Linked DNA regions of Homo sapiens: all the other regions are linked to region 1. A link is a contact called in ENCODE Hi-C or POLR2A ChIA-PET data. All regions are on one chromosome and are shown on one strand. The core of a region is the stretch at or near the end of the contact, and the rest is flanking DNA. Distances in the headings are between cores, read along the strand shown.

What was found. Hi-C counts contacts between places; a loop is a spot of excess contacts on that map. ChIA-PET counts read pairs that join two places held with the same protein, here RNA polymerase II (POLR2A). Pooled maps may share reads with other maps.
Region 2: a map of B cell shows a loop between it and region 1 (28-fold over the local background). The contact joins the promoter of SLC35A1 here to the promoter of DOP1A in region 1. A Hi-C loop is called at or near these places in 2 of 168 maps with a recorded cell type or tissue (B cell and naive thymus-derived CD4-positive, alpha-beta T cell) and 7 of 50 pooled maps.
Region 3: a loop to region 1 is called in a map of natural killer cell, with 28 times the contacts of the local background. The contact joins the promoter of AKIRIN2 here to the promoter of DOP1A in region 1. A Hi-C loop is called at or near these places in 2 of 168 maps with a recorded cell type or tissue (CD8-positive, alpha-beta T cell and natural killer cell) and 8 of 50 pooled maps. POLR2A ChIA-PET finds 5 or more read pairs at or near these places in 2 of 52 experiments (Panc1 and WTC11).
Region 4: a map of B cell shows a loop between it and region 1 (21-fold over the local background). The contact joins the promoter of SMIM8 here to the promoter of DOP1A in region 1. A Hi-C loop is called at or near these places in 2 of 168 maps with a recorded cell type or tissue (B cell and naive thymus-derived CD4-positive, alpha-beta T cell) and 5 of 50 pooled maps.

Annotation. Positions count from the first base shown.
Region 1 is chr6:83,064,822-83,070,403 of GRCh38, reverse strand. DOP1A (DOP1 leucine zipper like protein A) reads right to left here and starts at 2,733. Exons shown (of 39, transcript NM_015018.4): 1 at 2,625-2,733. It overlaps UBE3D (ubiquitin protein ligase E3D), which reads left to right and starts at 4,563. Exons shown (of 10, transcript NM_198920.3): 1 at 4,563-4,762. The coding sequence starts at 4,686. RefSeq lists a silencer at 2,235-2,504 and enhancers at 2,675-2,824, 2,855-2,924.
Region 2 is chr6:87,471,722-87,477,581 of GRCh38, reverse strand. It overlaps SLC35A1 (solute carrier family 35 member A1), which reads right to left and starts at 4,608. Exons shown (of 8, transcript NM_006416.5): 1 at 4,563-4,608; 2 at 43-220. The coding sequence starts at 4,578. It overlaps LOC124901357 (a long non-coding RNA gene), which reads left to right and starts at 4,637. Exons shown (of 2, transcript XR_007059668.1): 1 at 4,637-4,809; 2 at 5,084-5,860. RefSeq lists enhancers at 3,740-3,839, 3,890-4,059, 4,055-4,961 and a silencer at 4,510-4,649.
Region 3 is chr6:87,700,300-87,706,433 of GRCh38, reverse strand. AKIRIN2 (akirin 2) reads left to right here and starts at 4,201. Exons shown (of 5, transcript NM_018064.4): 1 at 4,201-4,984. The coding sequence starts at 4,750. RefSeq lists enhancers at 685-804, 3,630-3,939, 4,250-4,309 and silencers at 4,470-4,639, 4,820-5,029.
Region 4 is chr6:87,320,125-87,325,443 of GRCh38, reverse strand. SMIM8 (small integral membrane protein 8) reads right to left here and starts at 2,856. Exons shown (of 4, transcript NM_001042493.3): 1 at 2,812-2,856. GJB7 (gap junction protein beta 7) reads left to right here. Exons shown (of 3, transcript NM_198568.3): 2 at 2,401-2,578. RefSeq lists a silencer at 2,745-3,034.

The DNA of each region.
Region 1 (5,582 bases), core at 1,484-3,983:
TCATTGAGATTTCAGGCTTGGATAGCTTGGAGAGGAGGAAGTAAATACAATAAAGGAAAAAGGGAAACCGCCAGTTAAAGACAAGGGTATCATATTTTCATACAATTCTCAATAAAAACTGTTAACTATTACACAAAAAATATTAGCTTTATATTTCTACTTAATAGTTTTATTCCAGGGAGATAATTTACCTGAATTAACGCTTATCTATTAAAATTACATGTTCTCTTCCCACCTCTCCTATCTGCAAGCAAAATTGTGCATTAACAGCATTCACCCTAAGAAAGTAATAAAGAATGAACAGAATATCCACACTGGTGGTGTACTAGTGACACTTAACAGACTTTAGCAAAACAGTTTAAGATTGTGTTCAGCACACATCCTGTTTGTAAAGCAATTTAGAAGTAACTGTCTCAAAATTTGTGTTTTAGCCTTTAGCTCTTTTCCATGATATAAGCTCTTAAAATAGGTAGTTATTACACAGTAAGCACATTTTGGGTGGCTTCTACCATAATTTCATTTTAGGAATGCATGACTATAAGGAGAAATCATCACAGCAAAAGTGATGCCATTATCAACAAGTCTTCACTTGTTGGAACCTCAAAATGCCATTTTGAATAAAATCAATAACTACACTCCACCATCAAATTCAAAACATGAATTATGGTTTTAAAAAAGTCAAAAAACCAGAAAGAATAAGATAAGTCTTCTGCCAATAATTAAAGCATTAAGACTCATGGGAACTTAAGTGTATCATTAATATTTTACTAAGAAAAATATAATTTTTTTTATACAAGTGAGTTGCCACTAGATCTTCATGCTCCAAAAAGTTTAAAATGACAGCCAAAAAATAAGCCTAATGCATGGACCTTTACAGTTGAAGAGGACTCAGCTTAAGTACAGCAGTTTTTAAATTTATATTCTATGTAATTATATTCTAAGAGTTGTTAACCATTTGGCCATGAGAAAATAGATCAGGTAAATTTGGGAATGCTAGGATAACCTTCTGGAGATTTACATGTATCAGCATAACAGTAAAGGTTTTGAAGAGTCCTGCCTTTATAAGCAAAAAAGTTAAACCTAGTTTAACCTAGTGTGCTCCCAAATTATTTGCCATTGAACACTGCTTTGGGGAAAGTAAGCCTATTAAATGGTTTTAGAACACTGTTCTGGGGGAAACATCAGTTTGGAAAACCCTGGTCTTTTCAAATTTCCTTAAACAATGACAAAACCGAAGCCTGGAGATCACACCTGGTTAGTAGCAGATTAAAGCACTTGAATCTAATCTCTTCATTCCCAGGCCAGAGCTCACTCCTTTACTTTAACTACAAAATAGGACTTCTTTGAATGTATACAAACATTTAACTGACAACACTTACCTTACATTTAAGATTTGGGTTATGGTGTCACATTTTCTGGTTTGTGTATTAAATCAGGTGTTTTTAGTTCCTTCAGCACTAGGTACCTAATAATCAAGCCCACGTGGAGATTTGCTACTGCTTAACAATTACAGAGAATGATTTAGTTATCAGTTGTGGCCGAAAGTAATCACTAAAATAAAGCATTTAGACTACTCGTGGTTTTAATTTACTCATAACTTCAGTCGGCCCACCTAAATCACTGTGTTATCTATCAGGTGGTGAGTTACTTAGCACATAATGCCGACGTATGTTATTCACTGTAGACCATATTAATACCCACAAACAAAATTAAAATGTGAGAACTTATGTCTGCATAGACAATGGCCAACAACATCAAAACAGATTTTTCTCTCTCTACAGTTCAGGGCCTATTTGTCAGGCAAACAGTTTCCTACATTTTTGGTAATTATCATTTTTTTTGACTGCTTTAGCTGGAGTCGAAGTCATTTTCCCAATCTTTACATTTCTCAAACGCCATAGAACTCTAAGATAGTGTAAAAATGTTCAAACACAATTTACTTAGCTTAAGAAAAATAGTTGTGTGCCATTCCCCGCCCCCCTCAGGGTACAGGAATGGAGGAGGCCCGAACAAGTGACTATTGTTATGTTGCAACTTTAAAAGGCTTAGGAATCAAAGGTGATAATTGTTAACAACACCCGTTTGACTCTTCTGACTTCCTCTTAATAAACTTCGGTACTCCTTTCTAAGCCCCACGGAGAACATGAACCATCGCGGGCCTACGTGTCTCCTCAATGCTAAAAGAACCCACCAGCCGAGAAGGCACAACGCCTCGATTCCTTCAACAAAGAGGGTACTCCGCACGCCTCCATCGCACAGGTGCGACCTCTGCCCCAGCCTTGCGCACCGCTCCGCCCCAGCAGGGGAGGCTCGGGACCTGTCCCCGGCTCCCCGGCCCCGCCTCCGGCCTCCCTCACCTGGGGCCGCCCTCGCGCCTCTGCCCGGCCCAGGCCCCGGCCCCAGCCCTGGCCCTCCAGTCCCCGCGCAGCTCCCGACTCCCCGTAAACCAGAGGGCGGCCGACCAGCTTCGCAGCTCCTGGCGGGGCCGGAGCGGCAACACCCCCGACGCCACAGCAGTCAGACTCGCAAGGCGTCCCCGCGGCTCAGGACCTAGCCGGGCCGAGAAGGATGCTCGGAGCCGGCTACCAGCCTAGCGGCCGCACTGGGGGCAGGGACGCTTTTACCTGCTGCTGGCTCGGCCGCTTCTCGCCGGCGCAGCTCTCCTGGCAACCACGGCAGCTACACCGAGACCGGGAGCCGAAGGGCCTAGTGACAGCTCCCAGAGTGCACCGTGCTCGCGCCCACGCCGGCGTCGACGTCTGAGGCCTTCGATCCCCGCCCCCGATCGGCTTCCTGCCTCCCGGCGCTAGCTGTTGCCACAGCGCCCTCAAGTGGACTGTCGCGGGAAGCGGCCATGGCTACCAATTTCAGGAGTGGCTAGAAAGGGGGTTAGCAGATGTTTTCATTTGAAGAGATAATAGGAACTGAAAACAGCTTTTAAATATTATTTGAATAGTTTCTCAATATTTCATATGAGTAACCTGCATCCCAGAGAGGTTAGGAGACTTGTGAAGTTAGGAGACAAGTAGTTGGTGTCAGATTTGGAACTATTTTGAGTCTAGAGCTCTATCAATCATATCTAGTTACTCCAAGGTAAATTGCACCGTTTTGCCAACACCATACCGTAAAAAAATGAAAGTTTTTACAAATACGTAACTAAATATATAAAAATCTTTTAAGCTAACAAAACAATTATAAAGAGTAAGTTGTGCTACGGAAGTTGTATATTTCAATATAATGTGTCAATATTTAAGCATTCAATAGCCTCGGGTACTAAAGGTGGAAGATATGAAGAGTTGAAATCATCATCCTTCAAATAGATGAATTATTTGAGACCAAATAATAGTAAACTTTATTTTTTTAAGTGAGTTGTTGCTTCCATCTATAACTTCAAATTATTGTGATAGATATAATAATTTGTGCATCAACATAATAAACTTTAATCACCCCAAATACTGATTTTAGAAAAATTGTCAAGCTATTATCTTAAAATATATGACAGGATTTATTTATTTAGAATTTATTTATGGTTTAGGCTGGGCATGGTGGCTCACACCTGTAATCTCAGCACTTTGGGAGGCCAAGGTGGGCGGATCTACCAAAAACAGAAAAATTAGCCGGGCATGGTGGCGCGTGCGCCTGTAATCCCAGCTACTCGGGAGGCTGAAGCAGGAGAATCGCTTGAACCCAGGAGGCAGAGGTTGCAGTGAGCCGAGATCGCGCCACTGCACTCCAGCCTTGGCGACAGAGCGAGACTCCGAAAAAAAATAAATAAATAAAAGCAGCTCCTTGTTTTTAAGAAGCCCTATTGTAATTCTACCCGGTCTTATATTTTAATAGTTCTTCATTATAAGTATTTACATTATACCAGGTTCTTTACTGTGTCAAACTTTTCAAAACTATCTTCTGGTAGTAAACTTCTCCAACTTCTCTTAGTTTTTACTTTTGTGAAAGTGAATAGTGGAGCTGTACATACGTAATCATTCTCATCTTCCTTTTTTACCCCCTAAAAAATGGTTAGTCCTGATAGACTTCAGCCACACTCTTCTGCATTAGGTAACAAAGAACTTCCTTATATTTTTGCACCTGTTTCAATTTTGGAGCTATCCTGTCTAAGTTGAGAAGCAATGGCAAGTCAATTCTTGAAAATTTTGTCGCTTTAGATAGAGGCTAACAAACGACCCTTGTTCATAAAGAGACCAAGATAAAGTGGGTTTGGGGCCGGGAATTCTGTTCTTGCATCTCCTGGGGACAAAGCCCACCTGTAACACTTGCCTCCATCATCTCCCTCCCTTCGAGCTAGCCAAAGGTGTGAACCCTGGGTCTGATTTTTATGGTCATTTCCAGGGATGCTAACGCGCCAAGTCACGCTCATAAGAAGCAGAGTGGGGCGATAGCTAGCCTCTCGCCGCCCACCTTTCTCAGCACTCTGGGCCAAAGCCTGGTTTTGAAAATGCGCGCCCCGCCCCGGCCTCCGGGGTCACGCGCCTTCTCGGTGGTGCACTCTCCGGCCGGCAGGTGGCGCTGTGAGCTGGTAGGCGGCGCCAGCCCTGCGATCTGGCACAGGCGCCTGCGCCGCAGCGGGGCTGCCGCTGGTTGGTCCGCACGTGGAACCTCTCCTGGTCCTGTTGACCCGGGCCCCTCGGAACCTCCAGCTTGGTCCGGTCTGGGACTGGAAGCCTGCCATGGCGGCTTCTGCGGCGGAGACGCGCGTGTTTCTGGAGGTGCGGGGACAGCTGCAGAGCGCGCTTCTGATCCTGGGGTAAGAACTGGGATTCTAGGCGCAGTGCCCAGCTCGCTTTACTGCTGCCCGGGGGTCGGGGGCTGGTGAGTCTCTCTCTGTACGAGGGATTTTGAGTTTCTTCTTTCCAGTTGCGTAGAGCCTCTCGATCACTCAAAGTGAAGCTTTCCCCTGTAGTCGGCTCCGCCACTCCCACCCCTACTGACAGTGTGGGTATCTTTGGGGAGCTTTTTAGAAATTCAGGGTCTCAGCTCCACACCAGACTTATGGAATCAAAACTTATATTTTAACAAGATTTCCAGGAATCAAATGCACATTAAAATTTGAGGAACAGTGATGTAAAACACTGTTGGCAGTGCCCGGCGTTTCCAACAAAACAATGCAAAAAATGATTTGTCTGTCTCTCTTCGGGATCCTCCTTACTGGATCAGTTCCTATGTGAGCTTCTTGTTTTGTAAATAACCTCGGGTCTTTTCGTCCAAAACTGCTCTTTGCAGAGAAACCACACAATCATTCAATAAACGTGAGTTTAGTGAACCACTAAGACAGGTTGTAGACTTCTTACTGGAGCTCGTTCATTTATTCATATTCTTCCTTCCAGTGAGAACGTCAAACTTGTTATTCGCTACACAAATAACTTTTAGGAAAAATGTTCTCTATTTTGTTTGACAGCAGTTTTAATGATTTGTGGTCCCCTTGTCTATTCCTTTGTGATCGCTGTTTCAAAGAGAGTAAGTTAGAAGTTAAAATCCTGAGAATGGTATTACACGGTGCCACAGGTAGATTGATGCTTAATTTTTTCCTCTTCCCTAAATCTGCCAGATATCTGGTGTGGCAATTT
Region 2 (5,860 bases), core at 3,359-5,858, 4.4 Mb before region 1:
GGTAGAAAAATAATTTAACACACTATAAGTATTTATACTCACTTAGCTAAAATTCCCACACTTAGCAATAACTTTATAACTTCTGTGATACACACGGCTGTGGTTGAAAAGTAGAGTTCTTTGTCTGATGTCCTTGTGTATCTTAAAGCTATGGTATAGACTGCAGCCATCAGGGTCATCACTGCCAAGCAGTATAACTTGAATAATAAAGTGACATTGTCTGGAAAATACGTGCAACAAAGACATTACTTAGTAGACAATATATGTATATATAAGTTAATAAACTAGTTATAGCCTAAAAATACTTTCCAATTCCAAGCACAAAATATTTTCTAAAACTCATGCTTAAAAATTTTTTTCAAAACAATGTTTGCCAATTACATGAGCGTGCACACACACACACACACACACACACCACAGCTGACTTTAAACATCAGCCAATTAGGCATAAGTTTTGTTCCTAGGGAGTGCCCCAATTGCAAGACTATGTAGCGTACTGATTCTAGTTCAGGATGTTATAAATTACATTATATATATATTGGTGGTGGTGGTGGGTTTTTTTGGAGACAAGGTCTCACTCTGTCCCCCAGGTTGGAATACAGTGGCGCGATCTCAGCTCACTGCAACCTCCACCTCCCAGGTTCAAGCGATTCTCGTGCCTCAGCCTCCCGGGACTACAGGCGTGCACTACCACAGCCAGCTAATTTTTTGCATTTTTAGTAGAGATGGGGTTTCCCCATGTTGGCCAGGCTGGTGTCTAACTCCTGACCTCAAGTGATCCGCCCACCTCCGCCTCCTGAAGTGCTGGAATTACAGGTGTGAGCCACCGTGCCAGACATATATTTTAGGACAGGGTCTCACTCTGTCACCCAGGCTGGAGTGCAGTGGCATGATCTTGACGTGATCTCGGCTCACTGCAAACTCCACCTCCCGGGTTCAAGCAATTCTCCTGCCTTAGCCTCCTGAGCAGCTGGGATTACAGGCACCCGCCACTACACCCAGCTAATTTTTGTATTTTTAGTAGGGAAGAGGTTTCACCATGTTGGCCAGGCTGGTCTCGAACTCCTGACCTCAGGTGATCCACCCACCTCGGCCTCCCAAACTGCTGGGATTACAGGCATTAGCCACCACGCCTGGCCCCAGCACATATTTTAAATATTTTTATGATTACAAACTTGTGGATGCAAAGCATGAAACCAACTGCAGCAATGTATATTCTAGATTTAAAGGCAGCAGAAAGAAAATAATAATTGAGAAATGAGTGGGGCTTAATATAAAACTTTTTCACAATAAGAACTTACAACTAGCCACTCATTTCATTGCATTATACAAAACAATAATTCATAACACAGGAAAAGAATATTAAGAACACACCTCTATAAAACTAGAAATGCAGGAAACATATAAACACTTAATTTAAGAATTGCCTGCAAGTATATCTGAGCAGCAGCCATCTCTCAGGCACCAGAGCCTGTCCAAGACCTTTGGTAAAACCATAAGCAGTGGGTACCAAGTCTCCCTCATACTTCCTTATTCCCAGACCTGCTCGGGTACTGCCATCACCCAAGGATCAAACTATTTCTACTTTCCTCACCCACCTCCCACCTATTGTCCCCCAGTTCCCCTTCACCTCCATTCAAATCTTTAGGCTCAAGGTTAAACAGGGATCAGCAAATTTTTCTGCAAAGGGCCAGAAACAAATATTTTAGGCTTTCCAGAGCCATACTTTGACAACTCCAGGTTAAGAACCAGAAGGACACCAGGTGACTCCAGCCTGCTACTTTAACTACATTATATGCTAAGTAAGATTTTGTTCACTGCTTTGGGAGCCTAATCACAATTCAAAGATAGTTTTCATAGGGAAATAAAACAGGAGTTTCAAACAGATTATCTTTAGATACAGTATGGTTGGATCTTACAAGGAAACAGGTTCTTCAATATAAATATTTTCCCGAGTGCATTAAAGAATATTTTCTGAATTGTAGGCAATTTTTAAAAACCATATCAGGTTTTAAATAAAAAGTAAAACAGAAGAAATAGTTTTTAACTGCTTAAACTTTCTTTCCAAAAGATCTGAGGAGCCAAAAAATCAGTGTTTATATAAAAGGAAGTGAAGGAGATCACTATAATACTTCCTTTGTTCTAAAACTTTCCTACACAAGGGAAGAAATATGACTTCAAAAATATACAGCAATAACCTTTAATCAGTAGAAGAGAAGGCACTTCCCATCTTCTAGATAAAGGGTGAACAAACTATATATGTCGCCAGTTTACATGAGGCCTGTGAACTCACGATTGTTTTACATTTTTAAATGGTTGATAAAAAATGTAATAACATCTTGTGATATGTGAAAATTGCAGGAAATTCAAATTCTAGTGTCCATGAATAGTTTTATTAGAACATAGCCATGCTCATTTGTTTCTAAATTATCCAGGCTACTTTTTTTTCCCTACAACAGCAGATCTGAGTAGTTATGACAAGAGACTATCCAGCCCTTCACAGGAAAAGTTTGCCATCTCATGTCCTAGATTATCAACACTTTCATAAATAAGAGAAGTTAGGGCTGATAAACTAAAAAGTACTTTATTTTAGCTACTGTACAGGTTCCTGATTCCAAAAACAACAAAGTGAATATTTAAACACTAAACCAAATATTGATAGCCTACAAACATATTCTGACTTATAATATTGTCATTAACTTGAAAAAATACCTTTTTGCATAGTGAGTATATGGGAATATATATTATATTCTTGAAAATAACTACTGATCTAAGTGGAAGGGTAATCAAATAAGTTTAGGTATGTGCAAAACAGATTGGGCTTTGACATGGAATACCAGTTTTTAAACGTATTTCAACTTTTAAATACTAAATGTTTTTAAGTACGATTTTCTCTGGCAGTTTAACATCAGACCAAACTATTTCTTGTTCACTCCATTCACAAATTCTCCAGTATAAAACTTCAGTTATTAGCAATTTCAATTATTTCAGGGTAACAGCAAAAGTCCATATGTAATCACTTCAAATTGGGCAAATAATTCAAATCACACCCAATGCCAGTAACTATAAAGCTAGCCCACAACTCAACTGGCAGCCACATCTTAACCCTGCATTGTTCCCTGCTTCTCACGAAATTCTATTAGCTCCCATATAGTGTTTGTGTGGAAATGTCCCCCAAAAGAAACTTACAGTTTAAAATGTTTTTTTTCGGTTATGTTTTACTATAGTTTATGGGGACATTATTTGTAATACTTAAGAACTTAGAAATTCTGTAAGTCCCAGATAAATCCTTTGTGGATATTCGGAAACTATGGAAACTGTAGTTTTGTTAGGATTACAATCAAGGCTCAACAAATATGTATTGGCAATAAGCCTAAACCTTTACATTGTTGCAGCTATTTCAAGTAATGATTTGACTTCTGTAATTTATAAGTTTTCGTTCGGATCAATTTTGCTATCCCCATTCCATTTTAGTTATCAAAACAATTCTATTTCTTTTTCTTTTATTTCCTGTGTTGCTACAAAAAAAGGCTTTTAAGATTGGACTTATTTGAAATGAAACAGAAAGAAGACATAAGAGAAGCATATGCAACTAAAGACAATGCCCCTGGGCAGGGCCTGATGAGAAACATGGACCCCGCAACAGGGAAAATAACTTGAAACCCACGCAAGAAGATATTCCTTATGTATTCGTTCAATATTTATTCAAGGGTGAAGCCAAGTGCTCTATGGAGGAAGGGTGGAGCAAGAATCCGGGTGTTGCCCAACTTCTCCTGGTTAATGCACCACAGTCAAAGAATCCACCTCTGGTCCCAACTTACACACACTGCTCAGCAAAAAGTGGTGCGGAGTCAATTAGACTCGCCCTCCTTAAATGTCAATTAGTCAACAAATACGCCTTCACCCGAATGTGCCATCCCTCAGGAGGAGGGAGGTGGATCTCAGCTTCCACCCCAAATAGCAGCATACAGCATTCTCTATAATTACACACAGCATACAGGTGGGAACTGTTAACGACTGTTATCTTCCTTTCGTTACGATTTCAGTGCTGTTTTGACGCCCCAGTGATGTCTTTAGTGGTTGTTGCATGGCCCAGCCGCCGCATGGGATCTGCGCCCGGAGCCTGCCTTTAAGCCTCTGAGCATCCACAGGGTAGGAGGCGCAGAGGAGACCGGAGCCGCGGGGCCAGGGTGAAGAACTGTCCTGCCTCGCTGGGTAATGCGGTCCAGCCCCGGACCCACGCCCTGGCCTCTCTCCGGGTCCGCCGCAGCCCCGGCCTGTCAGAATTCGGTTCCCACCCACTCCCAGCTAGTGGAGGTCAGTGCGGTCTCTGACTCCGACCTGCCCAGCGCGGAGTCAGCCGCGGAGACTGCAGCCGCAGCGGAAGGCAGGCTGCCCTGACTGCCGGGAGCGGCTCCACGCAAACTCCTGACGCCTCAGCCAGGCCCCAGAGGCACTGGGCAACCAGGGTGCTCCGCTGCCCGACAGGGGCTGACCAGCGCAGATGCTCGCCCGCCGCCGCCCCCCGCGGACTCCCCACTCCCAGCAGACCCAGTTCTCACCTCTCGGGGCAGCCATGGTTCCCCGACAGCCCCCCGCGGAACTGACGCCCGCCCCCTCCGCGCCCCCGCGCAGGACACCGGGGACCGCCCCTTGTGGTCATAGAGACGAAGCCGCTCGGCCTAGAGCGCCTCGCCGGCCTCCCGGTCGGCCACGCACTAAAACTGGGCTCAGGAATCCAAGCTACACCCCAAAATGGGGAGAACGCGGATCGAAGGGAGGCCTTCCCGGCCGCGTCCTAGGTGACAGGTGTGTGAAATTCGGTTGGGGAGGTAGTTCTGTAAACTGCGTCTCCCCGCCAGCTAAGGAAGTTGAGTGAAGGGAGCGTTGCCGTCTGGGAATCGTAGTCCTCACAAAGGCGTGAGTAGGCGGCAAATAAGGATTTGGGTTTAGCCTTGGGGATTCACTCCTGTCAAAGCTGTTAGAGAAGCTCCCAGAACTCGTAAAGTAACAGAAACTACTTGCGGCAACATTTGTAACTTCCACCTGGCTCATTATCTTCCACTGTTACCTTGTGTTCTAGATAAGTTATAATTTATTCTACATATCGTTCAGAAGTCTTGTGCCTGTTCCATATCGTCAGCAGTCATCGGTTGTATTTACCCAGCCAGGCATTCTAACTAATGATCTTCGCACAACAAAACGGCCTTTAAAAAATCAGATGTATCGGCCGGGCGTGGTGGCTCACGCCTGTAATCCCAGCACTTTGGGAAGTCGAGGCAGATGGATCACCTAAGGTCAGGAGTTCGAGACCAGCCTGGCCAATATGGCGAAACCCCGTCTTTACTAAAAATACAAAAAATTAGCCGGGCGTGGTGGCGCGCACCGGTAATCCCAGCTACTCAGGAGGCCGAAGCGGGAGAATCACTTGAACCCGGGAGATTGCAGTGAGCCGAGATTGCGCCCCTGCACTCCAGCCTGGGCGACACAGCGAGACTTCGTCTCAAAAAACAAAAAAAATTAGATATATCAACAGGCATTTTAACCACTATAATCTCCACTTTCACTAGGGGATGTTAATTAGCTATCATAATTGATATTAGAAATAATTCATTGGTGAAATAAATGATGTTCAAGATATGTGGATTGGTTTAAAATAATATGAAAATACCTCAGCACTTACAGGAATAGGGATGCAAGATTCTGAGCTGCCCAGCAGCCCACACCTTCTGCAGCATGTTCTTTCCCCAAAATTGTCCTTTTAGAGGGTTGGTTGTATACCATTGTCTTGTTAAATATACATATAGATATATCTGGTCTGTTAACATTGTTGGAACATTTTGCATGCCTTATTAGCATC
Region 3 (6,134 bases), core at 2,952-5,451, 4.6 Mb before region 1:
CAGGCTGGTCTCGAACTCCTGACCTCCTCCCTGCCTTGGCCTCCCAAAGTGCTGGGACTACAGGCATGAGTCACTGCCCTCAGCTCTTTTTCCTCTTTAGTACTTCCTTCCCCCCGTCTCCCATCTTAAGGTCTGCTGTCTTTTTCTTCTTGATCAACAAAATAAATTCATTTTTCAAATATATTGTGGTGGCTTACACTTGTAATCCCAGCACTTTGGGAAGCCGAGGTGGGAGGATGGCTTCAGGCCTGGAGTTCAAGACCAACCTGGGCAATGTACTGAGACCCTGTCTCTACAAAAAATTTAAAAATTAGCTGGGTATGGTAGTGCAAGGTTGTAGTCCTAGCTACTTGGGAGGCTGAGGCAGGAGGATCACTTGAGTCCAGGAGGTCGAGGCAGCAGTGTGCCTTGATTGTGTCACTGCACCCCAGCCTGGGTGACAGACCAAGTCCCTGTCTCTAAAAAATAAAAGTAAAATATACTATGTCATGACTTACGGCTTTTAAGTATTATCTTTATTTTCAAGTTTAGCCTAATAAATACTTTTGTAGGTTTTTTTTTTTCAACAGCTTCCTTCTACTCTAAAAGGGTTGCTATAGTATTTTAGCAGATCTATAAAGGAACAAGGATAATGTGGGCTACTGGGGATAGTGTGATAAAAAATGTTTAAGAAATATTCAGTGGACATTTACTGAAGCGTGCAAGGTATTATACTATTGGTAAGGAGCTAACACAATGACAGGAGAGGCAGATTCATGAACAGAATTTTATTGCAGTGTGGTGAGGATAATGATGAAAATATGCAGATAGGTGTCTCTTTCTCTGTGAGGCTATAAAACTAACTTGGCTTTGAAACACTGCGGAGGGCTTCCTGGAGGAGTTAATGCCTGGCTTGAGTCTTAAAATATAAGTAGTCAGGCAAGAAGTGTGGAGCAGAGAGCCTAAGCAAAGACATAGGTGAATAGGGAAGGGTCTCCCTTGTCTTTTTAGTTTCTGAAGTAGCTTCCTGAGTCATTGGTAGAAGGGGAGGCACCCCAGCCCTGTCACTGTTTAATCTTGACAGCCTTTTGCAAATATACTGTGCAGCGGTGACCACACAGGCAACTATTATGACTAAACTATCAAGTTTACCAGATATCCCCCACCACCTTTAAGTACAACAACACTTTGCTGACTGGGTGCAGTGGCTCGGCCTGTAATGCTAGTCTGTAATGCTAGCCTGTAATGCTAGTGGGAGGATCACTTGAGGCCAGGAGTTTGAGACCATCCTCGGCAACTTAGACCTCTGTCTCCACAATTAAACAAAAAAATACTTTCCTCATTTTCTAGGCATTCTGGTATATTTCAAATGATAGCCTGATAACCACAATCCTCTCTGTATTAGTTTCTTACAGTTGCCATAACAAAGTACCACAAACTGGATGGCTTAACCTACAGAAATTTATTGTCTCATGGTCTAGAGAATACAACTCTGAGAAGGTGTTTTCAGGGTTGGTTCCTTCTGAGGACTGAGGGAGAACAACTTCTCTCCTAGCTTCTGGTGTTTTGCTGGCAATCTTTGGCATTCCTTGGCTTGTAGAAGCATCACCCTAATCTCTATTTTCATGTTCATGTTCATGTGGGTCAAAATTCCCTTGGGCCCATGCCTGGGTTCAAATTCCCACCCCCACCCAGTCTCCCCTTCACCCTGGCCTTTTTTTCTTTTCTTTTTTTTTTTTTTTTTTTTGAGACAGGGTCTGGCTATGACACCCTGGCCGGAGTGTGGTGGTGTGATTACAGCTTACTGCAGCCTCAACCTTCTGGGCTCATGCAATCCTCTCACCTCAGCTGCCCCGAGTAGCTGGGACCACAGGTGACCACCACCATGCCTAGTTAATTTTTTAAAAATTTTTGTAGAGATGAGGTTTCTTATCATTGCCCAGGCTAGCCTCAAACTCCTGGCCTCAAGTGATCCTCCCACCTCGGCCTTCCAAAGTGCTGGGATTACAGGTGTGAGCCACCGCACCTGGCCCAAATTTCCTTTTTTGTATAAGAATACCAGTCATATTGGATTAGGGGCCCATCCTACTACATTTAGCTAATTACATTTGAAATAATCCTATTCCTAAGTAAAGTCATATTCTAAGGTACTGGAGGTTAGGACTTCATATGAATTTTGAAGTCCTTGAATTCCCTCAAACATAGGGAATTTAACTCACAACATCACATTTCAAATGTAGGTTTTATAACTTATGGGCAAATCTTAATTTCAGAAAATATTACCAAGTGTTTAGAATTTACTAGAAATTTACCTAGTAGGTGTCTTAGTTAAGCTGCTGTTTCATTAAATGCTTATCTTTTTCAAAAGATTTTCCAAATGTAGGAAATGTAGGATATTTCCAAATATCCTAAATTAAAACTAGAAGGGCTTACTTGTTGACACAGTGTGATCAGGACTGCTGATCTCTGAAGCACTGGACAATTCTATAAAATTGTCTATAAAAAAGAATATATTGAACTACTTCTAAATATGGTTTAAAAATAATAGACAAAATGGCTATAAAACATCTGTTACTGAATAAAGAAGAATACATGAGCACTGGAAATCAGTATTTATAATCATTTGACAGTTGGCATTCACAAAATTGTTTCATATTGCACTGGTGATAGTTTCTACATATATCACTTTTTTTTTTTTTTTTTTTTTTTGAGACGAAGTCTAGCTCTGTCACCCAGGCTGGAGTGCAGTAGCTTGATCTTGGCTCACTGCAACCTCCGCCTCCCGGGTTCAAGCGATTCTTCTGCCTCAGCCTCCTGAGTAGCTGGGACTATAGGTGTGCGCCACCACGCCCGGCTAATTTTTTTTATTTTTAGTAGAGACAGGGTATCACCATGTTGAACAGGCTGGTCTCGAACTCCTGACCTCGTGATCCGCCTGCCTCGGCCTCCCAGTGCTGGGATTACAGGCGTTAGCCACCGCGCCCGGCATCATTTTCTTTTCTTTTCATTTTTTTCAGACAGAGACTCGCTCTATCACCCAGGCTGGAGTGCAGTGGCAACATCTCGGCTCACTGCAACCTTCGCCTCCCGGGTTCAAATGATTCTCCTGTCTTAGCCTCCCGAGTAGCTGCGACTACAGGCGCGCGCCACCACGCTCGGCTAATTTTGTATTTTTAGTAGAGACGGGGTTTCACCATTTTGACCAGGCTGGTCTCGAACTCCTGACCTCAGGAAGATCCGCCTGCCTCGGCCTCCCAAAGTGCTGGGATAACAGGCGTGAGTCACCATGCCCGGCTACACAGATCACTTTCTAAATTAGCGCTGTATTTGATTCTTATTTTAGGTATGTGACTAAAAGTACAACTTCTAGAAACACTTTTTTCCCCTTCCGCTTACAAAATGGATCCATCCAATATCTATTACCTAAACATTTCACTGTCTTTTGATTAGTTTTGTAACAAAGTTCACAATATATGCACCAATATTCAACAGAAGTAATGCAATGTCTGATACCACTTGCTTTTTACCCAACGCAAAACAATTTGATTCTGTAAGTCGTTCAAGTCCTATTCATTTACAGAAGCAAAGCTGGCTTTACAGAATTTCATTAGTGGATGAAGCAGCTACCTCCGAAGGGTAGAGCATCGAGTTGAATCAAGGATCCTGTAACCTGATACTATTACTGTTGTTCTGTCTGCCAGTCCTAAATAGGTTTCATAATCTCATTATCTCCTATCCTCTCCATGTGAAAGGTCTTGTTTTGGGTACTGTCGCTACCGAAATTAAGCTAACTTTGACTAGAGATTGGTTTATTATATTTCCCAGATCTGAAATCACTGTGGGAGCAACTATACGGAGAATCTTAAAAGATTTCTATGTCGCTTAGCCTGCTTTTGCCACGGGTTCGCTTTCCCATCTCCCACTGTCTCAGAACCTTCTCTTTTTTTCTCTTTTGCTTAGTTCCTCTTACACTCAAGCTGTGTAGGGGGATTTAAATTCCAACCCGGAACTCGGAATCGCGCGCCTTGCATGACGGAAGTCGTAGTTTCTGTGACTCCTCCCTTCCCGCCTTTCAAGCCGATTCCTCCCGGTACCTAAAAACTACAACTCCCAAAATGCATCCCCGGTTTGGCCCGCCCCCGTGCGCAAGCGCTCTGAGGCCGCCGGATTTGAATCGGCGGCGTTGTTATTGACGCCATATTGGGGCCGGCGGCGGGTGGGAGAGTTCTACGAGGGAGGGGAAGCGGTTGGACGTGTTCGCTTGGGTTCCTGCTGCGGCAGCTACCTCGCAATCTCTCTGCATCGATCGCCGCTCGCAAGCTACTGACCGTACTCGGGCGTATTAGGAGCCGCGTTCCAGCCTCACACCCCACGGTGCTGTTTTCGACTTCAGAAAGGATCTAGTCTCAGCACAGAAGCGCCTCAGGCGCGGCGCAAAGCTCGAGCGGACGGCGGGGGCGGCCGGAGCCTCTCTCGGGGGAGCCGCGCCTGAGGAGGCGGAAGAACCCCCCTGACGCGACTGGCGTGTGCTTCTGCCCGCCACCGCCCCTCCCGCTCTCACCCGGGCCGTCCCTGGCCACTGCCCCTGCCGCGGAGGCAGCGGCGGCAGCGGCTCTCCTTTCCACAGCCGGCGCTCCGCGACCCGCTTGGCTCCTGAGCCCGTCGGGTAGGCTCTCCTCGAGTTCCCGCTCTTCACCCCTTCCCTCACCCTCTTCTTTCGTCACCCGTCCCCGACCCCACCCGAGCCCGGCGCCTCAGCTGCCCCCGGCCATGGCGTGCGGAGCCACTCTGAAAAGGACTCTGGATTTCGACCCGCTGTTGAGCCCGGCGTCCCCGAAGCGCAGGCGATGTGCGCCATTGTCGGCGCCCACCTCGGCCGCTGCCTCCCCGTTGTCGGCGGCCGCGGCCACCGCCGCCTCCTTCTCCGCTGCGGCCGCCTCGCCGCAGAAGTATCTCCGAATGGAGCCATCCCCCTTCGGCGACGTCTCCTCCCGCCTCACCACAGGTGGGACCCGGCCCCGCGGCCGCCGGGGTAGTGGAGAGAACTGGGAACAGGGGTCCTGGGGTGTGGGATGCGGCCCCTGGGGTGGGGGTGCCGGACTGTGTGGTTCTTGTTCTTAGCAAAGTAGTAGGGCAGCCACGTTTTTCACTAGGTCCTCGTAGCCCGAGGACCTAATAAGACACAATAGAAATGGGCTGATGTCAAGGGGATAGTGTTTGGAGGTGGGTAGGGGCTTTGCCTTGCCCGTATTGGGTAGAACAGGGACATCTTTTTCTTTGGGCCGAATGATTGGAATTGTTTCCGTAGTCGCTGGAGCCCCAGCGGAAATGATCAGAGAGGACGATATTATTCGTAAATTTAGGCGAAAGGGTCACATTTCACCCCAATCTGGATGTGTGCTTGCCGTAATCGATTGGTTGCAGCTATTAACTCTGGGACTGGGTGGTTTGAGGCGAGGCTACAGCCCCTCCTTCAGTTCAGACACGGCTGATTTTAGTATAGTGGGGGTGGGGGGTGGGGGATGGATGTCACTAGGGCGAGATCTAGGCCTGTCATTAATCACCCACAAGAACGCCACTTTGGCTGAGTCAAGACCTGTTTCCCTAGCAGGGTCAACAACAAAGAAAATGCTCTTCCCGAGTACTGTAATATGATCACACTATAAGTCTAGACCTTGAGAAATGTTGAACTTTTAATAAGCATATTGCATTGAAAATTGGGGCTGAGGAGTTGCTTTTATTTGGAAATGTTTTATTTTTGCCCAACAAAGTATGCTGGGGGAAAACAACCTAGCCTTGAGAATAATGAAGAAATCAACCCAAGATTCCAAGGGACTTCAGACTTTTGCTTTTCATCTTGAAACATTTCCTGAGAGAGACTGGGGAATGTCTTTTGGCTGCTTTGTAGGGCATGTGTATGCCCAGTTTTTTCTGTACTTTGAAATCCTTGTGTGCCCCTGGCACAATCCTAGGATAGGCTTTTGTGGACTAGAAGTGTAAATGTTTCCTTTGTGTGTAGCATGCAAAGATTTCTGTGTGAGCCTTTAGTAATAATATCACCCTTTAGACAAAGCCTTTCCATAGCTTGATTTAAATGTCTCGTTATCAGTAGCTTAAAAAACCGAAGTATATACCTCTGTATTTGGTGACTTCCA
Region 4 (5,319 bases), core at 1,607-4,106, 4.3 Mb before region 1:
GATGGGACGTATCTCAAAATAATAAGAGCTATCTATGACAAACCCACAGCCAATATCATACTGAATGGGCAAAAACTGGAAGCATTCCCTTTGAAAACTGGCACAAGACAGGGATGCCCTCTCTCACCACTCCTATTCAACATAGTGTTGGAAGTTCTGGCCAGGGCAATTAGGCAGGAGAAGGAAATAAAGGGTATTCAATTAGGAAAAGAGGAAGTCAAATTGTCCGTGTTTGCAGATGACATGACTGTATACCTAGAAAACCCCATTGTCTCAGCCCAACATCTCCTTAAGCTGATAAGCAACTTCAGCAAAGTCTCAGGATACAAAATCAATGTACAAAAATCACAAGCATTCTTATACACCAGCAACAAACAGAGAGCCAAATCATGAGTGAACTCCCATTCACAATTGCTTCAAAGAGAATAAAATACCTAGGAATCCAACTTACAAGGGATGTGAAGGACCTCTTCAAGGAGAACTACAAACCACTGCTCAAGGAAATAAAAGAGGATACAAACAAATGGATGAACATTCCATGCTCATGCGTAGGAAGAATCAACATTGTGAAAATGGCCATACTGCCCAAGGTAATTTACAGATTCAATGCCATCCCCATCAAGCTACCAATGTCTTTCTTCATAGAATTGGAAAAAGCTACTTTAAAGTTCATATGGAACCAAAAAAGAGCCCACATCGCCAAGTCAATCCTAAGCCAAAAGAACAAAGCTGGAGGTATCACACTACCTGACTTCAAAGTATACTACAAGGCTACAGTAACCAAAACAGCATGGTACTGGTACCAAAACAGAGATATAGATCAATGGAATAGAACAGAGCCCTCAGAAATAACGCCACATATCTACAACTATCTGATCTTTGACAAACCTGAGAAAAACAAGCAATGGGGAAAGGATTCCCTATTTAATAAATGGTGCTGGGAAAACTGGCTAGCCATATGTAGAAAGCTGAAACTGGATCCCTTCCTTACACCTTATACAAAAATCAATTCAAGATGGATTAAAGACTTAAACGTTAGACCTAAAACCATAAAAACCCTAGAAGAAAACCTAAGCATTACCATTCAGGACATAGGCATGGGCAAGGACTTCATGTCTAAAACACCAAAAGCAATAGCAACCAAAGCCAAAATTGACAAATAGGATCTAATTAAAGAGCTTCTGCACAGCAAAAGAAACTACCATCAGAGTGAACAGGCAACCTACAAAATGGGAGAAAATTTTCACAACCTATTCATCTGACAAAGGGCTAATATCCAGAATCTACAATCAACTCAAGCAAATTTACAAGACAAAAACAAAGAACCCCATCAAAAAGTGGGCGAAGGACATGAACAGACACTTCTCAAAAGAAGACATTTATGCAGCCAAAACACACATGAAAAAATGCTCACCATCACTGGCCATCAGAGAAATGCAAATCAAAACCACAATGAGATACCATCTCACAGCAGTTAGAATGGCAATCATTAAAAAGTCAGGAAACAACAGGTGCTGGAGAGGCTGTGGAGAAACAGGAACACTTTTACACTGTTGGTGGCCTGTAAACCAGTACAACCATTGTGGAAGTCAGTGTGGCGATTCCTCAGGGATCTAGAACTAGAAATACCATTTGACCCAGCCATCCCATTACTGGGTATATACCCAAAGGACTATAAATCATGCTGCTGTAAAGACACAAGCACACGTATGTTTATTGCGGCATTATTCACAATAGCAAAGACCTGGAACCAACCCAAATGTCCAACAATGATAGACTGGATTAAGAAAATGTGGCACATATACACCATGTAATACTATGCAGCCATAAAAAATGATGAGTTCATGTCCTTTGTAGGGACATGGATGAAATTGGAAATCATCATTCTCAGTAAACTATCGCAAGAACAAAAAAGCAAACATCACATATTCTCACTCATAGGTGGGAATTGAACAATGGGAACACATGGACACAGGAAGGGGAACATCACACTCTGAGGTCTGTTGTGGGGTGGGGGGAGGGGGGAGGGATAGCATTGGGAGATATACCTAATGTTAGATGTCCAGTTGGTGGGTGCATCGCACCAGCATGGCACATGTATACATATGTAACTAACCTGCACATTGTGCACATGTACCCTAAAACTTATAATAATAACAAATAAATAAATAAACAAAACAAAACAAAAGTATCTTTCCACCTCTTGGATGTAGTACTGTCTCTGAAAAAAGGGGAAAGGCTTTGCTGGCGACAGCCTGAGTACTGACAATCTGAGTCTCATCTGGCTTCCCCCAATGTCATGGACTACTGTTCGGTGCCGAAGGCTTACTCAAAGACAGACGCATTGGAAGCCTCCAAAAGAAAACTTCATTCCGTTAAGTTCTACACATTGTGTTGCAGGGCTGAAAAAGCACGAGTGTCCGCACTATGACAAAAGAAAAGCGGCGTCTCCTCAAAACACCACCATGTTCCCCTATGAGTCTGGTGAGCCAAGACACTAAGAAACTGCAGGAAACGAGAGAGTTCTCGGGGTGGGGGTGTCCATGGATGAAGCACCGAACAAACTGGAGCCCGCAAGGTGAGTACGGGAAATGGGCTCTGTGGGGCCAGAGAGCTTCACCGACTTGGGGTGCGGGTACAGGGAGTCCACGGAGAGGCAAAGATTTGGGCTATCCGAGAGGACGCTCCCTCCCTGGGAGGGAGACCGGCAGGGCAGCTGGGAAGGGCAGAGACGGGAGCGTGATGGTGCGGCCGCCCTGGCCCCTCCAGGCCGGCGCCCAGCCACTCAACACCACCGAAGCCGCCGCTTACCTTTCGCGGGGTCACCTCCTCTCCTCGCCCGAGACGCCCCGCCCCGCTTCGCCGCCCCGCCTGCTAGAGAGAGCGGCGGAGGGCGCCCCGCCCGGCGCCACAGCGTCCCCTGTCTTCCGGAGGCTGCGGCGCAGCGGCGCGGGGCTGCGGGGACCCATCCAGTGCTAGCCTTTCCGGTTCTGAGGACCTCGCGCCCCTCCTTGGGGTCTGCGGGCTGAAGTGTGCAAGGGACGTTTTTGCTTTCTTCCCTTTTTGACCTTTAGTTTTCCACCTCCCAACTTCAAATTACGTTCCAGTTCGGTGTGTATGTTTGTATAAATAAAAGGAGACATCTCCTAGAAGTATGTTTATTTCATGAAAGTGGAAAGCATTCTGATTTGGGAAAGAAAGCTAGATCTGATTTCTTCCTACCCCTACTTTAGGGGAACAGTCATTTAAGTGTAGAGTTAATACTCTGCCATTACGTTAGGGCCTTGAGAGTCCAAGATGCAGGATGTATGCAGGTGCAGTTGAGACAAGAATAGATATAGGGATGCTGGTTTGCACATACTTTGCTGATGTTTAAGTTTGTTGGGATACACGTGAAAACTGATGTGGTTTGGCTCTGTGTCCCCACCCAAATCTCATATGGAATAATAGCCCCCTTGTGTTGAAGGAGGGGCCTGGTGAGAGGTCACTGAATCATGGGGCCGACTTCCCCCTTGCCATTCCCATGATGGAGTTCTCAGAAGATGTTTGTTTATAAGAGTGTAGCACTTCCCCCTTCACACTCTCTCTCTTTCTCTCTCTCTCCTGCACCACGGTAAGACGTGCTTGTTTCCTCTTCCACCATGATTGTAAGTTTCCTGAGGCCTCTGGAGCCATACCTCCTGTACAGCCTGTGGAACTGTGAGCTAATGAAACCTCTTTTCTTTATAAGTTACCCAGCCTCAGGTGGTTCTTTCTAGCAGTGTGAGAAGAGACTAATACAAAAACCAAAAATAAAATTCTAAGCACCACCATCACCAACCCACCCCTGAAAGGAATGGACCTCTGTCTTGGCCAAGGTAATCTCAAAAAAACCCTGAAAAATGAGTTCAGGCCCTGATGGGAAGGGGTGGGCGGTTGGATATGCCTCATTATACCTTCCTCCCGTTGGAGGTTAGACACAACTGACCAGCATTAACATTAAAACGGAGATCGTAAGACTGGTAAAATATACTGTAGCAATAAGAAAATTCCAACCTGACTCTGGAATAACATCACGTGACACATAGTGGGACCTGAAAGAAATAAAAATATGTTACCCCAAAATATATTTATTTGACTATTTTGAAATGGCCTCGCAAAGCTGTCTCTTGTTGGGGAAAACTTACATTCTATAGAAAATCTCTTTCCCTTACTAGATCTTTTTTTTTTTTTTTTTTGAGATGGAGTGTCGGAGTGTCACTCTGTCACCCAGGCTGGAGTGCAGTGGCATGATCTCGGCTCACTGCAACCTCCACCTCCTGGGTTCAAGCAATTCTCCTGCCTCATCCTCCCGAGTAGCTGGGACTACAGGTGTATGCCACCAAGCCTAGCTAATTTTTGCATTTTTAATAGAGACAGAGTTTCACCATATTGGTCAGGCTGGTCTCGAACTCCTGACCTCAGGCAATCCACCCACCTCGGCCTCCCAAAGTGCTGGGATTACAGGCGTGAGCCACTGTGCCTGGCCCCTTACTAGGTCTTTTCCAGAGAGTCTGACATCTTTTAAGGTCTGATAAGAGACATTCACATCTATTCTTTGAAGCCAGCTACCCGGAGGCTTTATCTACATAAGGAGAACCTTGGCTGCCACAACACCCCCGCTTACCTTAACTCCAGCTGGCTTCACATCTTCAGGCAGAGCTTAACTCTTTCAACTAATTGAAAATGTGAAAAATCTTTGAATTCATCTTTGACCTGGAAGCCCACCCCCACGCTGCTTTGAGATGGGCCAAACCAATGTATACCTTACATGTATTGATACATGTCTTTGCCTGTAACTTCCATTTCTCTAAAATGTATAAAATCAAGCTGTAGCCCGACCACCTTGGGCACATGTTCTCAGGACTGCCTGAGGCTGTGTCACAGGCCATGGTCCTTAACATTGGTGAAATAAACCTCTAAATTGATTGAGACCTATCTCATAGACTTTCTGGTTTACACAAGTTATATTAAAATGAACAGAATAGTTGGAATAGAAGGTACCAATATTTTGGCATGGGTTTATGTAAAGCTTTGGTAAATATGTTTCGAATTTAAAACTTTTTCTCCCAAGCCAAATTAACTTCACATTTGATTTGAGGTTTAATTTTTAAAAATTTTTAATATTTATGTGTATGTATTTATGGGGTACATGAGATATTTTGGTACAAGCATACAATGAATAATAATCACATCAGGGTAAATGGGGTATCCACCACATCGAGGATTTATCATTTATGTTACAAACATTCCAATTATACCCTTAGTTATTTTTAAATGTACAATCAACTATTGCTGACT